Linked DNA regions of Mus musculus: region 1 is linked to region 2. The links are chromatin loops, found by intact Hi-C in ENCODE. Cell type or tissue: heart. All regions are shown on one strand.

Region 1 (8,000 bases), 83 kb before region 2:
CTTAAAGCCCACACCCACAGTGACATACCTACTCCAACAAGGCCACACCTTCTACCTGGGCCAAGCATATTCAAACCATGACAGTTGGGGAGATGGATTGTCCGGTAAAGGTACTTGCCACCAAGTTTAAACCCCAGAACCCAGACAGGAGAAAGAGAGAACTGGTACCAGAAAGTTATCCTCTGACATCCGTCCTCACATGCACGTACGTACACATGCATGCACGCACACAAGTAGGTGCTGGTATTTCATACAAGGTGCCTACTTCAGACTAGGATGTGAGCAGGTCTGTGTTAAAAGCCCAGGCTTCCAGGAGACCCTCCAACAGTAGCAGGAGACGTCAGAGGAGGATCAGTCGCTGGCATCTCCTTGATTTCTCAAACCCTCTGGGATCCACACAAGGGTCAGTTCCTGGAAATGCTGATTCATTTCCCCGACTTGGTCCCCGACGTTCTGCTGACTCATGGTGGCAGGGCAGAGGGTTTCCTGCCAAAGCTCAGCCATGGAGTCATCCGCTTCCCCTCTGCTTCTTGTCACGGGGCAGCTTTGTCTATACTGGGCAGGATGAGGGGGATGGAGGACAGAAAACATTTCCTTGTGGGCACTTCTGTCTTCTGAGAGGACCCACAGGTTTGTGGGGCCATTCAGAGTTGGGGTGCTCCCTAGCTGCCATGGACACCCTGGGGGTGGGCAGAGAGGGGACTTCAGGGCAACCTTGTCTGCATCTAGGTGACACTAGTTGACTGCCAGAAGGGAAGGAGGACACAGATAGGAAGTGAATGATCAGGGTATGTTACTAATTGACCTCCCTGCTTCTACTGCCTTGAGATGAGGTCTCCAGTCCCTCTGTGGCTCTACCCTGCCCTTAACCTCAGTCTGCTACTCTGACTGAGGCTTCCTGAGCCTCATTTACCTCCTGAGACTAGGTTGAGATATGTGCCTGAGTCCCTTTATCACACACACACACACACACACACACACACACACACACGCACGCACGCACGCACGCACGCACGCACGCACACACGCACGCATACACGCACATGGGACCTTCAGGGACCTTCACACAGTTATGACCACTATTTCTTTCCTGTCTGTCATCCCTTCCAGAAGATGACATTAGCCCTGTCTACCTGGCTCACTGTGCTCCCCAAGCCCAGCAACAGTCATAGCAGGTATCCCAGATGCTCAGTGATGTGTGGACTGTGGTGAACCTCCAGGGTACCAGGTTGTTACTTCACATGGGGAAGTCTTTTCTACCAGAATTTGCCAGAATGAATCAGCTGTCCCTGGGACCAGAGAGCCTCCTGTCCCTGGAGGAATCCAAGCTGAGACCAAGTGACTAGCTGGAGCAAACTGGAGTGCACAGAACAGGGTAGCAGGCCAGCTTGGGCCTTGGAGGAACGTGAGCCCCACCCCATTTTCATCTTTTGATCTTCCAGAGCAGCTGGAAATGTGGGAATCATAGGAAATCTAACGTCAAGTGTAATCAACGTGAGAGCCACACCCGAGGCCGCACTTTACCACCTGGTTCTAAGGTTCTGGGGTTGTGGGGAGCAACTTCCCCTCGTCTCAAGACTCTCCCTGCCTCTCCTTCTCAGGTTCTATCTGTGCCCCACTAAGTTTTAGACCCCCTCCATTCTGTATAGAGTACTCTGTCCAGCTCTTGGAGATTTCCACACGCCCATCCCCTGAAAGGGGACCACAGACTGCGGGTGGCACATGCATCTATCTCCTGGAGGAGTGAGGGCACTTATGGCTGCCAGGAGCTCACAGCTGTATTCTGTGACACTGGAGGCAGCTGTGTAGTGGGGATCTTCTCCACTTTGCCGACATCAATTCTCAGATGCCAGATAAAGAGGTTCACCTCCTTTGCCTTAGTAAGAGACAGCTTGAAGGGCCATCCATACATCTTCCAGAGCAGTCAAGGTCCTACCTGCAGCCGCATCTGGATCAGCCAGTCCTTGTCATTCCCTTCTCCTTTAGGTCCCTGTGGGTGTGTCTCCTACAGAGCTTCATGACCTAAGTTTCTGTACAGCAGCTCTCAGAGTCTGTCTGATCTCAAGGAATTCTCCCTAGGTCCCCTTCCCTCAGCCATTCCCTCTGACATCTTGGGATTGTTGTTGTTTGTTTTGTTTTTTGTTTGGTTTTGAGTTTTTTCGTTTGTTTGTTTGTTTAAAGATTGATTTATTTCATGTATGTGAGTACACTGTCACTGTCTTCAGACACACCAGAAGATGGCATCGGATCCCCATTACAGATGGTTGTGAGATGGATGTGGCTTCTGGGAATTGAAGTCAGGACCTCTGGAAGAGCAGTCAGTGTTCTTAATGGCTGAGCCATCTCTCTAGCCCCTGTTTTGTTTTTTGTTTTTTTTAGTAATCTCTCTTGGGGCCTGAGGGGATGGCTCAGTCAATTTAAAAGTGCTTGTCTTGCAAGCATAACATCCTGAGTTCAACTCCTAGAATTCATGTAAAGACTCTTAAGTATGGTGGCACACATGGGTAACCCCAATGCTGGAGAGGTGAAGACAGGCCTGTCTCTGGGGCTCACCTGTGAGCCAGTCTACCCTACTGGGAGATCTTGGGCCTGTGAGAGATCTTCTTTTACAATAAAGTGGATGGTGCTTGAGGAACAACACCTGAGACTGGCCTCTGGTATCTGCATGTGCACACGTGTGCATGTGCATCTACAAACATACATATATCTGCAAACATCTGCATATACATGTGTGTATGGAACCTCAAACTCTCTCTCTCCCTGTCTCTCTCTGTCTCTCTCTCTCTCTTGCACACACACACAGACATACACACACACACACACACACAGAGAGAGAGAGAGAGAGAGACTCTGACCCAAAGAACCCCCAGGAAATAGCTATCAGTGGATGATAGCTCAGTGGTCCCTTTCTAAAATGGTTCACTATATTAGCAGAATGGGGGTGGTGGTGAAAATTCAGGGGTCAGCGGAGGGGTTAATGGGGTGAGATTTGAGGATTTCTGGTTTATCCATGCATCACAAACCACGCCATGCCTATAGCTCAAGGAAGCCAGAGTATTGTCCAGTCCATGACCATTGACTGGTGAGGCCAGTGCTGGTGAAAGCCATCGACTTCCACCACACTGCGACTCTTAAACCAAGACATGATGGGATGTGGCTAACTGAACTTGGCCAGCTGTGTGCTTCCTCCCCTCTGGACTCACTAACTCTCACTGATTGGCTGCAAAATCCACTAAACCCTAGTGACGGAGGAGATGCGTGTATCTGTGTTGATGCCAAAAGACTGGATGCAGATGTCTTAGTGCTCTCCCTCCCCACAGACTCCCTCTGTTCATGACACCTTTCTGTCCCAAGGATGTTTTTAGTTATAGGCCCGTAGGGCCAAAAGGAACACCAGAAAGATACGCTGGCTAACCTAGTGTGCGTGTCTGTTCTAACTTTGCAGCCACCCACAAAAAGCAAATACACACAAATTGAAGGGGAACTATTTATATCTGATTTTTACGCAACCACAGTTATTTACTAATGGGGTGGATGTTGGGTACCACGGGGCTTTGAAAACCTTGGACTCCTATCTGGCACCATCACCTCATCTCTTGCACTGCAGTGGTTTGCATATGGTCTTTGCTTTTCATTACTGTCCAAACTCAAGCACCATAAAGCTGTGACAATGGAGGGAAGAATATAGCATGGCCTGTGCTCAAAGGCAGTACTGCCTAGGGCCAGAAGTTCTCTGAGATCTAACAGTATCCAAAGGTCCCATAAAATTTACTCCTGCGGGTGCTAGAGAGGTGGCTCAATGGCTAAGAGCACTGGCTGCTTTTGCAGTGGGATTCCCAGAATCTCAGAACCCACGTGGTGGCTCACAGCTCCTGTTCCAGGAGGGTCCAACGCCCTCTACTGGCCTCTACTACCATTGCATGCACATGGTGTGCAGACATATAGGCAAACATGCACACACACACACACACACACACAAATCTTTGAGATGTCCAACCTGTGCAATTGCTGTGATGACAGGGCCACACACCATATCTATGAACATTTGCATCAAGTCTGGCGTATTGAAGTTATTTCTAGAAATGTGGGTAAGACGTTACAGACAGGAACATGGGTAACTCAGGGGCCATTACGTTGTCAACCAGTCCACCCCAGCATGGGTGACAACTCTTAATCTACATCCCTGGAGTTCCTTGCCTGCTGTGTAGGCAGCTGCACAGCAAAGAATTGCTTATTGCATATGTAACCTCGTATTGTGAACGACTCTCCTCCCAGCCGAGCAATTGCCATCGGTTGGGTACCCTTGCAAACGGGATTGAACCAGATGGGCTTGTTGACTCTTTACACTTAGACTCTCACCTGAGTATCTAGCCACTCCCCACCACCTGCATTAATTGCATGCGGCCTCGGGAGGGACTAGGATTATAGGCTGCAGAAGGGCCCTATGTATACTGCTATGGGGAGCCTTCACCCCACTGTCTAAAGGCTTTCCAGGTGTGGCCTGTTGGAGGAGGAGCACCCACACTTCTGTAAGTAACCCCTCACCTATCTGTACTCTGTACGGAAGCCCGATAAACTCAATGGTTCTCCAGGGTGAATTTTGGTGGAATCGTGCCTCCGTTTACCATCGGGATCTTAGGAGGAAAGGTAGAGGTCGTGTATGTTCTGTCTGTTCCCTGGGAAGGAATTTCCGCAGCAGCTTGGGATGGGGCCTCTTGATCTTATAACTCTCTGGGTATCCTGGTCTGGGAAAGGTCCCTTTCAGAGTTTCAGTGAGGGTGAAAGAGTCAAACATCAGTGATCCTTAGGGACCAATCCATGACTTGCATCTTTATGTATTGGGCATTACATTTAATTATTTCTTGTGTGCATTTGGGGTGTGGCAGGGGAGGTGCCTTTGTGCCATGGTGCACATGTCAAGGTCAGAGGACAACTCACAAGAGTCAATTCTCTCCTGCCATGTGCCATCCAGGGACAGAACTCAGCCCCCTTTTCCTGCTGAGCCATCTCACGAGCCTCAGCCTGTTGGGTCATTTTTGTTGTGAGCTCACATTTTATTCAGCATTAGTTCTGGGTGTCTCAGGAGCCTCTGCTGGGAAGGCTGTCTCCAGCAATGAGTTGAACTGATTTGGGAGTCAGGGTGCTTCTGGCGTACCCCTGCCCCAGGTTTAATCTGTCTTTAATCTCAGTTCCCCCAAAGCACCTGTGGGGCCCATGGATGGTGTTAGCACAGGTGCTTCCCTTGGGTCAGAGTGTGTTTGCAAGCCTGCTATTAACTCACCTGGGATCTAGATTGTGTGCACGGCTTACAGGTTACACCTGTAACCCCAAAACCTGGGAGGCAGAGGCAGGAGGATCAGAAGTTCAAGGTTATTGACAGCTTCAGGGCAAGTTTGAGGTCAGCCAGGGGAATGTGAGCTTGCTGAAGGCGGAGAAAAAGGAACACACCCGTTCCACCAGTTTGCACCTCTGTTCACCCAATGACACTGTGGGCCAGACACAGATTCGACTGTGGGAAAGGGCAGTGAAGACAGGGGTGGGGGCCCTTGGCAATGAATGAGCAGGTGCAGACAAGGCCAGCCACCCTGACAACATATGCTCCCAGTCTCCCGAACAAGCCTCACTTGTTATTAAAAACAAAGCAAGCCATCTCTCTTGATGCTCAGCTAACGCAGCTTTGAAACCGTGCGACTCTGGGAGGGTCCAGGCGGCCACTGACGTTCCGTGTGTTTGGTCAGGCTGCTTGCCAGCCTGTGCCTGTCTGACACAGCCCCCTGTCCCCTGTGTCTGTTGCAGTAAATCACTCAAGTGTTCACCGTGAGAGGCGAAAGAGGTCGGATGTCAAGCAAAGGGTTGCCTGGTGGACATCATCCCTCTCTCCTTCCTTCACAGACAGGCAGCCTGTGAACAATATTTGGGGAGGGGGGCACTAGCTTTCACATCCCTGTCCCCCCTCCACACACACACACAAAGATGCCAGAAGATTACTCCCCATTTCACATGAGGAGTCCAGGACCCACTAATTTGCACTCTGGGGATCTCCTTGTACGTGACTTTAGTATCACACTTTCCAAGTTCCCCCTTTCCACAGGGGGCCGTGTTTGGGGTTGTGTTTTGCCGCAGAGGAGAGACATCGGCAGAGCGCCAAGCCGGGAAATGAGGGTCGTACTTCTTCCCCACAGCAAGGCTATGTGATCTTGTTCCAGCAATTTCGTGCCTCAGGCCTCTGTGTCTTGGCCAGGAGCTGTAGAACTCCTGTGTTGGGCTTCTCTGCTCAGCCCAGATTTCCCAGAGGGCTCAGACTTTCCACTGCTCTGGAAGGTTTTCTTTATCTCATCTCGTCTGAGCAAAGGAGGCAGTTGGGAGTCCCTACTTCAGCCCTCTTTGGGACCCTGAGCCAGGGCCCAGGATGGTGGGGATGAGGTGCTAAGGCTGAGCCTTGACTAGGTTTTTCCCTCAAGGCCAGCACATCTGGTCTCCATTTCCCTCTGAGGCAGGCGTGGCTGAGCGAAGCCGTTCTAAACGGCTCTGCTCGAATAGTCCAAAGGCCAAGTTCAGGCTCCTCTCGGTTCTGGATCAACCTGGGGCTTTCTCTTAACACCCTCACCGACCCTTTCCCAGGGGAGTCCCTAGCAGGCAGCTGAGCAGGCCTCAGAGCACAAGCAAGCATAGGGTAGGGCTAGGGAAGGAAGCGGTCCTCAGGAGTTGACCCCCTGTAGAAAAGGAGTCAGAGAGCATCAGGGGACCAAGACAGCCCTCCCAGGCTGTGAGGCTACTGAGGGCTCTAAGGAAGGGGAGAGATGCTCAGAGACCGCAGGGCCACCTTCATCTCCAGGGCAGACCAGAGTGGAAGTACCTCATCCCATTCCTGATTTTTTTTTTCTGCCACTCTGACCCTTTGGCACTGAGAGAGTAAGAGTCCTGGGCGGGGAGTGTGGAGGGGAGTCAGACTTCTGGGGTAACAGGCTACTTTAAGAGCCGAGTTTGTACTCACTGACTGGGGGATCCCCTAGGACCTCTTACTGGGACAGCACACTGTGGCCGTTCAGAACACTGGCTCTGGGGTCTCACAGGCCTGGGCTGGATGAGGGCCCTGTATAACCCATGGGTCATGGAACTGCTGTGAGTTAGCATAGTATGCAGTGTGGAGGAGGTGGGAAAAGGGTACAGACTGGATAGACAGAAGCAAACCTTCAGCCTGGCACATAGGAAGCCATTAGTAAATGCCGCAGACAGCCATTACCCGTGCATGAGCCCCCACCCCCACTTCTGCTCATCTTTGTGCTCATCTCATTCTCCCACTCTTCCTTCCCTCCTTTCTCCCTTTAGTCTCCCATCTGTCCTTCCATCTTTCCACCCCTCTTCCTTCCGACTTTTCTTTAATCCATCTGTCCTCCCAATGCATCCATCGTTCCTCCCATCCATCCACTTTCCTTCCCTCCTCCCCTTTATCCCTCCCTCCCTCTATCCCTCCATCCTTTTCTTCATCCTTCTTCCACCTGTCTGTCCTTTCTTCAGTCTATCCTTCCATACATCTGTTTATTCTCTCTTCTATCCCTCTATTTCCCAAACCATCCGCCTTCCTCCTCTCTCCTTCCTCATATCCATCCACCTTTCCTCTCCTTCCCTCCAACCTCCATGCTGGAGGGATCATAGAGCGGTCCAGCTGGCTCAGCAGCTCTCATAGGTGGGGAAGCTTGTCAATCACCCAGCCCTGGGCCAGCCCTCAGCCTTCCTGATTCACAGAGACCGGAGTCCCTGTAGGCCTCAGAACCCTGCATGTTACACAAGCTGCCTGGTCACTCTACTCAGGTGATCCTTAGACCCTTCTCCAGAAACATTCACCAAGTATCTTACTGCAGGGAAACCTGAGGCTCAAAGGGTGGCCTCCTCGGTTCTATGACCTTTGACATAATGACGTCTAGCCCCCGCCCCCAAGCCTCCATGAGTGTGACCAGGGTGGTAGAGGGCTACTGACAACGGCCCTTCCTCCCCCTCCT
Region 2 (8,000 bases):
TGCTTAGCTTAGCTTAGCCTGACATAGGTACTACAGGGGAGACTGTTGGGCCTGGACCAAATCGTGTGATGTTTGCCTCAGACCAGGGCCACATGGGCCAAGATCATTGTGAGAGAGATCAAACATCCAGCAGGAGCTGCAGGGTACCAGTGAGAGCTCCAGCGGAGGGAAGAAAAAGAGAAAGAACTGAGGTGCGGAAGAGGCTCAGCGAAGGAGAGGAAAGGAATCTCTTGGAGACCCAGGAAGGCAGCTGGGTGAGAGGACAGGGGCGTGTGAGCTGGGGGTTCTGTGGGACAGGAACCAGTCCAGGAGGACATAGGAACTAACCCCCATCCCTACCACAGTGAGGGGTGGGCAGAGCAGTGGCCCCGCCCTCTAGGCCCCTCCAATTCCTGGACGAGTGGGGCCTTCCAGGAGCATGATGGGAAGGTGAGCCTTTCTGGTCTGCCACTAACATCCAAGAGTTTCCTAGGCAGAGGTGGGTAGACATATCTGTGTGATCCAACTCAAGTGGGCTTGAACAGACCTGACCCGCAGTCGGGAGAGTTCAGGCCTGGATAAGCCTCCAGTTTAGCAGAAGCCAAGGACTCAAAGAGTATCACAAGCCTGCGGTTCTCAACCCTGGCTTCCTCCTACCTAGCAATGGTGCCACAATGCCCTGAAATCCTGAGGGCTGTCGGTTCAGGTTCTTCCCAAAGAAACTCTGCCCCACCCATCCTACCTGCCTCTTTCTTGTGAACCTGAATTGGCCAATCTTTAACTCCATCTTGGACTCCATCCCTATAGTCAAGGAAGAAGGTTACTTCCTGTATTCGTTACTTTTTTTGGCTGCAGACAAACTCCCTGACAACAGCTACTAAAGGAGGGAAAAGTTTTGATTTGGATCCAGAGTTTTGTCCATCAGGTCAGGGAAAGCATGCTATAAAGAACATGTGGCGTTCAATCACACTGTGTTCAGTCAAGAAGCCAAATCAGAGGGGAGCTGGGGCTCTTCTTATTATCCCAGGATCCCAGGCCTTGAGCTGGTGCTATCTACATTTAGGGTGGGACTTCCCTCCTCAATGTAATCTAAAAACTTCCTCATAGACATGCCCACAGGTTTATCCCCTAGGTGATCCTAGATTCTATTGTAAGTCCTATAGGGCCTGGCATGGGGTTCACCCTACCAGAGTTGTAAGGACTGAGAGGAAGTGGTCATGGCTGCTGGAAGAACTGGGAACGGATTGGAGCTGAATGAATAACAGGTTCTGATCCCCTGTGGCCTCCACATGTGACCCAGGTGAGGGCTGTGCTCAGAACAGCCCAGAAGATGCACTATGGTAATTCCCAGGGGGCCTGACTGCCACCTTTAACAAGGGGCACCTGGAGAACCAAGCAGCAGTCACAGAGCTGGTGTGGTGACGGCCACTCACAGGGGTCAGGGTTGTGGTGGAGGTATCAGGAAGAAGAGAGATGCTGTCAAGAACATAAGAGAAGAAAAATGGCATTCATTCATAAGACTGGCCATTCCCCCTATACACATCCAACCCCGGGCCAGGTGAGGGCCGGGTGCAAAAGACATACCCCAAAGTTGCAGAGAGCTAGGCAAATGCACAATGCAGAAAACTACAGAACATTCCTGAAGAGCAACACAGACTGAATGGATAGAGGCATGGCTTTCCTGGACTCTCCACTCCAGAATCCAGGTTTCCTACATCTGTAGCTGTGCTGTGTGACACAACCTGGGGAGATGCAACACACGTTTATTCACCCCAGATAGAGAACCCACGACAACTCAAGTGCAGATACCACCAAAGTGCAGCTAGGGTGAACCAATGAGCTTTAATGGAGTTACTTACAGGAGAAGAGGTAAAGGGTGACCTATAGGAGCAACAACGACTCAGACAGCTGCATCACCAAAGCTCTCCCCAGTATTGATGACAGCTCACAAAGCTGGGAATCTGGAGCATACTGCACAGCCTGCAGGCAACTCAACAGGCTGGAGAGCATCCTTTCCAAGTGACTCTGGTCTAAGTGTCTTCCAGGCAGTCCATTCTTTGCAGCTTTGCTCTTCTTAAGAGTCTTCTTTGCAGCTCAGCTTCCTGCTCTCTCAGCTTTTATTGCTTACTCTTCCAGGGAGGGGCTTAGTGAATCTCGTCAGTTTCAGGGACTTCCTGAAGCTCATTTGAGTTGTTTACCTTCCTGATTAAGGAGCTTCCCTGTAGGACGAAATGTTTCAGAAATGTTTCAATCTGGGAGGAAACTGTTACCCAAGCTGTGACTGCAGATCAAAGTCAGTTCTTTCGTTAGGATTGGAAGCCCCCTACTTTGCTACAAAGCAGAAATTCCTAGTGACCTTTTCCAGACCATCACATCCCTGCTGTATTGCCTGGACATCCCTGAAGGTCCTTTCTTCTTCAGTGTCTTCTCGTTCATGGCTCTCATGTATCAGCTGTATGGGCACATGGCTTAGCTGCTTCTCACCTCTGAGTCCTTAGATGCTAGGACTCAAACCAAGCCTAATTTTGTTCCAACATTGATCCAAGGGGAAATGATGCCTAAAATAGAAAAATAGAACAAAAACCAAGCCACCCCTGCCCCAAAGAACCTCCAGAGGAAGATATTGAGACAATGCAGAAGAAACGGTAAGGGGGTCCCTCAGCTCAGTCAAAGCTCACTTGTTGCAAAACTCCCTCCAGCTATGGAGAGGTGCACACTGTCTGTCATCATTTTGTCCTCCTGGGTCCAATTTTTTTCCCATTCTGTAGATGGAGGAGGCAGCAGGGGTGTGTGTGTCAGCCTGCACCTGCAGCCATGAGCTCCTATGAGATACTACTTACTTACTGAGTGCCTACTGTCTGCGTTACATTCACCTCTTCTTTAAATCCTCCTGAAAAATCTAGATCCTTTATTATAAGCCCATTTTATTTAGTTAGCTTTTCTTTGAAATGAGATCTCATATAGCCCTCGCTGCCCTCAAACTCACCATGTGACCACGAATGACCTTGAATTTACCATCCCCCTGCCTCTGCCTTCCAAGTGCATGGATTACAGACTCGTACCACTACACCTGGTTTATTTTAAACCCACCATCGGAAAAGGGCTTTTTTTTCATTCATTTTTCTGACTGCATGGGGTCACTTAGAGCCTTGGGTTTGAACTTTTTTTTTCCATTGCGAGGCTCAACTCAGGCTACCACACCAAGGCTACCTGAGTCTTGAAACACCAATCTCAAAAATACTTCAGGCCCGAAATGTTTTCAGTTTTGCTGTGTCAGTTCAAACGGCATTTCAGACTGATCCGGGCAGGGCGTGAAGAAGCCTCAACTTGCTCAATTTCCTGTAGTGAACACTGCTGCTGAGAAACTCTCCAGCGCCCCCTAGTGGTTCTGAGTGCCTCTGAGTTCTCAGGCATTTGTACTGGGAGGAGATATCCCTTGACCAGGCTGGAGACCCAGAGGCCTGTTTGTTAATGAGACACATCAAGGAAATCTTGACATTGGGACTTCCTGGGCACCAGTCCTGTCAGCTGCATTGCTTTCTAGCCTCGTAGTAGTTCTCCGTGGTATCCAACTACCTAGCAGTCAGTCTTACATTAAGTCTATATAAGTACTGTATTACAAGCTCCCATTCCGTTAGGTGTGCACTCCACACTAATGTTTGCATTGCATATAACGCTCCTTCTCACTGGTCAACATGCAAAATGTAAAGTTTGCCTTGTTACTAGGAAAGGACGCTCACTCCCACACCTCTGTCACCCCCCACTTCCGGTTCACAGTTCAAGGGCCAGCCTACCCTCCCCTGCCCGATGCTTCAGCCCCACCACCTCATTTTCAGGAGTGTCTAGAGGCACAAGGAAATGAAAAGTCTACTGACAAACGTCACTCAAAGTGGGGAGCGGGGGTAGAAAAGAGAGGAAAATACCAAATGCAGAACTCCCAAAGACCACTAGCTCGTGGCAGTCAAGGAAGCCACCACAGGGTTAGCTTTGAGGTGGATAAGGGGAGATGGAGTGTGTATGTATGAGAACTGCCCGCCTTTGATGGCTTGCAATCCTAGGTTGGCTAGTCTGCTATGCGTCTCAGCTCAACATAAATAAGAGTCCCGCCCCCCTCCCCGCACCCGCCCGCGCCTGTTAGACATCCTAGGATAAACCCGGGCGATGGGCGTGACCCCTGATAAATTTCTGTTCTGTAGGTCTTTAGGTTTAGTTCTGAAAGAGAAAAGGTGGGGGGGGGGGTCAATACCGCTGCCCCGAGGCGCTGGGTTTACCACTCTGAGCGAATCTGTGGTTGGTGGCATGGTCCCACCAGAGACACCTGCAAAGAGCAGGGCCCTGGGTAGAAATGGTGAGGGAGAGATTGTCTGCTGTCACTGCAGATCTCCCAACTCAGGACGTACAGGACCAAGCAGGCGTCCAGACAGTGATTCAACAGGTTGCCCGCAGGGTCCCCCACACCCACCACCACCCACCACCCAGGCCCTAGGAAAGAGGAGTGCTGTGGTGCGGTGCATTGGGTGGCAGGAGGGTCCCCGATGTTCTGGGAAAGCGGGGTGCTGTGATGCCAGGTCCCTATGTCTTTGAGGTCTTGAGTGTGAATCTTTGGACGGGAAAAGGAGCGCAGCCTCCGCTCCACCCCATACCCCCTCCCCGCCTATAAATAACCCCAAGTGTCACTTCAAAGGGCACCAGGAGCCCCGGACGGGGGCTACCGAGGTCGGCGGGGCCCCGCACACCACGCCCCCCACCCCAGGCGACTTTGCATAAATAAACAAACCCCAGCCGCAGCCCCGCAGGAGGCGGAGGAGGAGCGGGAGGAGGGCGAGGGAGGGGCGCAGGAGATTAGTTTGGGAAGTAGCGCCCGGCGCTCATCCGATCCGCGCGGCCGCGCCGGCTGTGTCAAGTTACAGAGGCGCCAGAATCGGCCCCAGCGCGGCTCACTGCAGCCACGACCCACCTCTGCCCATGGGGCCCTGCATGCGTGCCCCTTCGCCCGGGGACTGACACCCGTTCTCCCCGGAGACACAAAACACCCAGAAGGACCCCGAGCGTCGCACCAGCCCGAGAACTCTGCAGAAGAGAGAAGGGAAAGAGTGGGGAGCGGGGCCAGATCCCCGAACTTGGAACATTCTTCGAAATAACTTTTTTCTTACTTTGGCGTACTCCGATCGCGTCTGCTGGTGGCTCTTGGCTGCTCCCGACTCCGACTGCTCATTTTCGGTCCTCTTTGGCGAGCAAAGGAAAGGGACGTCCTCTAGCCACGTTAACCCCCTTTCCCCTTGCCTCTCAGTTTGGATCGCGCCTCTTGGATCTCGTTTTTATTTATTCTATTTATTTATTTATTGGCTCTCAAGACGCGAGGGCATGGTGGCGGAGCGCACCCGCAAAGCGGCAGCCTCTGGCAGCCGCGGCCCTGGGGAGCTGGGCGCTCCGGGGCCCGGGACAGTGGCGCTGGCTGAGCAGTGCGCTAGGCTGCCGAGCCCCGGGTGCTGCGGACTGCTGGCTCTAGCGCTGTGTTCGCTGGCGCTCAGCCTGCTCGCCCACTTTCGGACCGCGGAGCTGCAGGCCCGGGTGCTGCGCTTGGAAGCAGAGCGCGGGGAGCAGCAGATGGAGAAAGCTATTTTGGGACGAGTCAACCAACTGCTGGACGAGGTTTGTGCCCTTTGTTGCTGCCTTTTATCCCCACCCCGAGGCGCCCCCTCGCGCAGTCCCGGGACTCCACGGGCCGGCACGGGCCGGCGCTCTTTTGCACGCTCGCCCAGGTTGCCTGTCCTAGAACTGTGGGTAGGGATCGCTGCTGAGCTGCCAGGTATTCAGAGCACCATGCGCGGGACCTCCCAGCTCCGGGAGACCCCGGGGTCTTGCGCTGGGGGCGCCCTACGCGCGCGGCGGTCAGGTGGAGAAAAGCAGGGCGCGCAAAAGGTGCGCAGAGGCCGCCAGGGCTGGTTGCGGGAAATAGTCTGGGTGCACGCTTGCAGGGGGGCTCTGGTGGCCCTGTCCGCTCCACGAGGGTGAGTGCTGCCTGGTTTTATGGTCACATTTGGAAGCAGGGAAAGAGAGTGAGCCATTTAAGGACCTAAAGGGACAATTTCTAAAGTGGATTGCTCTTTGCTGGTCCCTGTTTGCTGTTTCTGGCCCCTAGGGCCCAAGTGTGAGTTTCCTGGCTCAGTCCTCCTCAGGGTCCCGTTAACCTATGACTCTTCCGGCTGTGGCCTCTGGAATGATCCTAACTCAATCCCTGCAACTGCGGAAAGGATGCAGCTCTCTCTCAAAAGTCTCCCTTCCCAGGTAGTTAAAAAGTTACTAATGCATGTCTTTGCTCGGGGAATCCTGAGAGTGCTCGTGGCAATGCCATCCTCCCTGGGGAGGCGGGAAATGCAGACTCCAGTGGGGCGGAGTGTGGGTGTGGGCGATAAGGAGGGAAAGCGGAACCCAAGATGGAGTGGGGCTGGCGGCCTAAGAGAATCTGAAGAGCACAATGGGAGGTGTGTGAGATAGTAACTGAAAGGGTGCTGCTGAAAAGCCAGCAAGTAGCTCTGTCCTTTTCTACCTATCTTGGGATTTATTGGGATGCTGTGCAAACTGGGACACATACTGTAACCTCTCTGAGCTTACAGAATGATGGCGAGCATTAGCCAGATCTAATTGGGTTGGTTAGGTCTCTCCCGCAGTTAGGTTTCTCTTGGGTGCTTCTTTTATAGTAATTCCCTAGATGGCCCCATGGGGGAAGTCACAGGCTACAGCATAGAGGGTGGCCCACGCTTGCTGCTACAGCCCATTGCCATGACTGGTCAGAACTAAGAAGACTCAGTCAGGCCACCCACAGTTCCCTAGGCTTGGGGGCAGTCTCTGGGCTCTGGGCTTGCCGAGTGGGGGAGGGGCACTGTGTGGACTGAAGAGGGTGGCAAAGGCCTCCTCTTGTGCATCCCTGTGCCAGACCTCCAGGCCTCCCGTTTGTCTCTCCTGTCGAGTCCCCTGCTTCAAGCAGAAGCTTCTGTTTACCCTGATGACTCTTTGACCCTCGCCTCTCGAACTGAGAAGCACCCCAAAGATGATAAGAAGTGACCCCATTTTACAGAGGGGGAAAAAACCAAGTTCTTGAGCCGGGCAGTAGGTTGTTCAGGGCCATATGATGACATCCAGTGTTAGAGCTAAGCCTCCTTACTCTGCACCCATCGCTGAGAGCTAGCAGAGGTGGGGTGGGGGACAACTGCTCCGGGGGAACACTTCAGTCTTCCTGAACTTGAGTGGGACAGAGAAAGAAAATGAGTAGACACCGTGTCTGGAGGGAATCGTTACAATAATAGAGGAAAACCGGCCAGGAAATGTCTTATATACAACATAAGGTGGGTTCCTGAGGAAGTGATTTTTAGGGCAAGACCAGGAGGTGTGAATAGGAGTTTGCCTGGCACGAGGGGGCAAGCATCAGGCTTTGTGCTAAGACAACCCCACCACCACCCAGGGAATGGGCTCTGGAGGATGGAGCTAGAGGTGGGGGCAGGGCTGCTTTGGGGGCTGTGAATGGCGATCTAAACCATGGGAACTGGGAGAGGCAACCCAGGTCAAAAAGGGACTGCCAGATGGAGAAGTGGGGAAATGGGAAGCTACCAAAGGATTTAATGAAAGATGTGTATGTCCCTCAAATGGGAGTTAAGGCTGACAGGAGGCTATTTGGGGACCATGGCTGGGGGTGATGTTGGGGACAGAGCTAACTGGACTTGCTAGCTGCAGGGGTAATGACACCTAGAGGTAGTAGTCTGGGGATGTTGGAGGGAGCTGTCCTGACACAGAACCTGGCAAATACGGGGTCTCCGGTCTGGGGGCTGCTAAAGGGGCCCTCAAAGGCCACCTGGTCTCATACAGTAATCACTAGCATATGTGGCTTATTCTATTGGAATCAAATAAGAATCAAACTGGAGTCCGTCATGCACTCTACTCTCACAGAAAGCGCTTGGCAGACAGGGGAGCTGGTGACTGGCCGGGCAGCGGAGTTTCTCATTGCTGTGACAAAAATAGTCTGC

What was found. Hi-C counts contacts between places; a loop is a spot of excess contacts. Peaks named below come from ENCODE experiments on the same cell type or tissue, not always from the same donor. Only the 100,000 strongest peaks of a DNase experiment are listed, where the experiment ranks them.
Region 1: it touches region 2 in a loop (2.1-fold over the local background); 5 of 42 quality-filtered maps call a loop at or near these places.

The regions. Positions count from the first base shown.
Region 1 is chr10:62,058,906-62,066,905 of GRCm38, reverse strand. No RefSeq gene overlaps it. Among named protein-coding and RNA genes, the nearest start is that of Fam241b, 48 kb to the left of the region's middle. In heart, no CTCF peak of the experiment used is centred here; no DNase peak of the experiment used is centred here; H3K27ac peaks cover 93 bases; H3K27me3 peaks cover 324 bases.
Region 2 is chr10:61,975,980-61,983,979 of GRCm38, reverse strand. Col13a1 (collagen, type XIII, alpha 1) reads left to right here and starts at 4,872. Exons shown (of 41, transcript NM_007731.3): 1 at 4,872-5,631. The coding sequence starts at 5,344. In heart, CTCF peaks have their summits at 3,359 (motif pointing left) and 6,700; a DNase peak (open chromatin) is centred at 3,349; H3K4me3 peaks cover 4,074 bases; H3K27ac peaks cover 3,509 bases; H3K27me3 peaks cover 1,681 bases.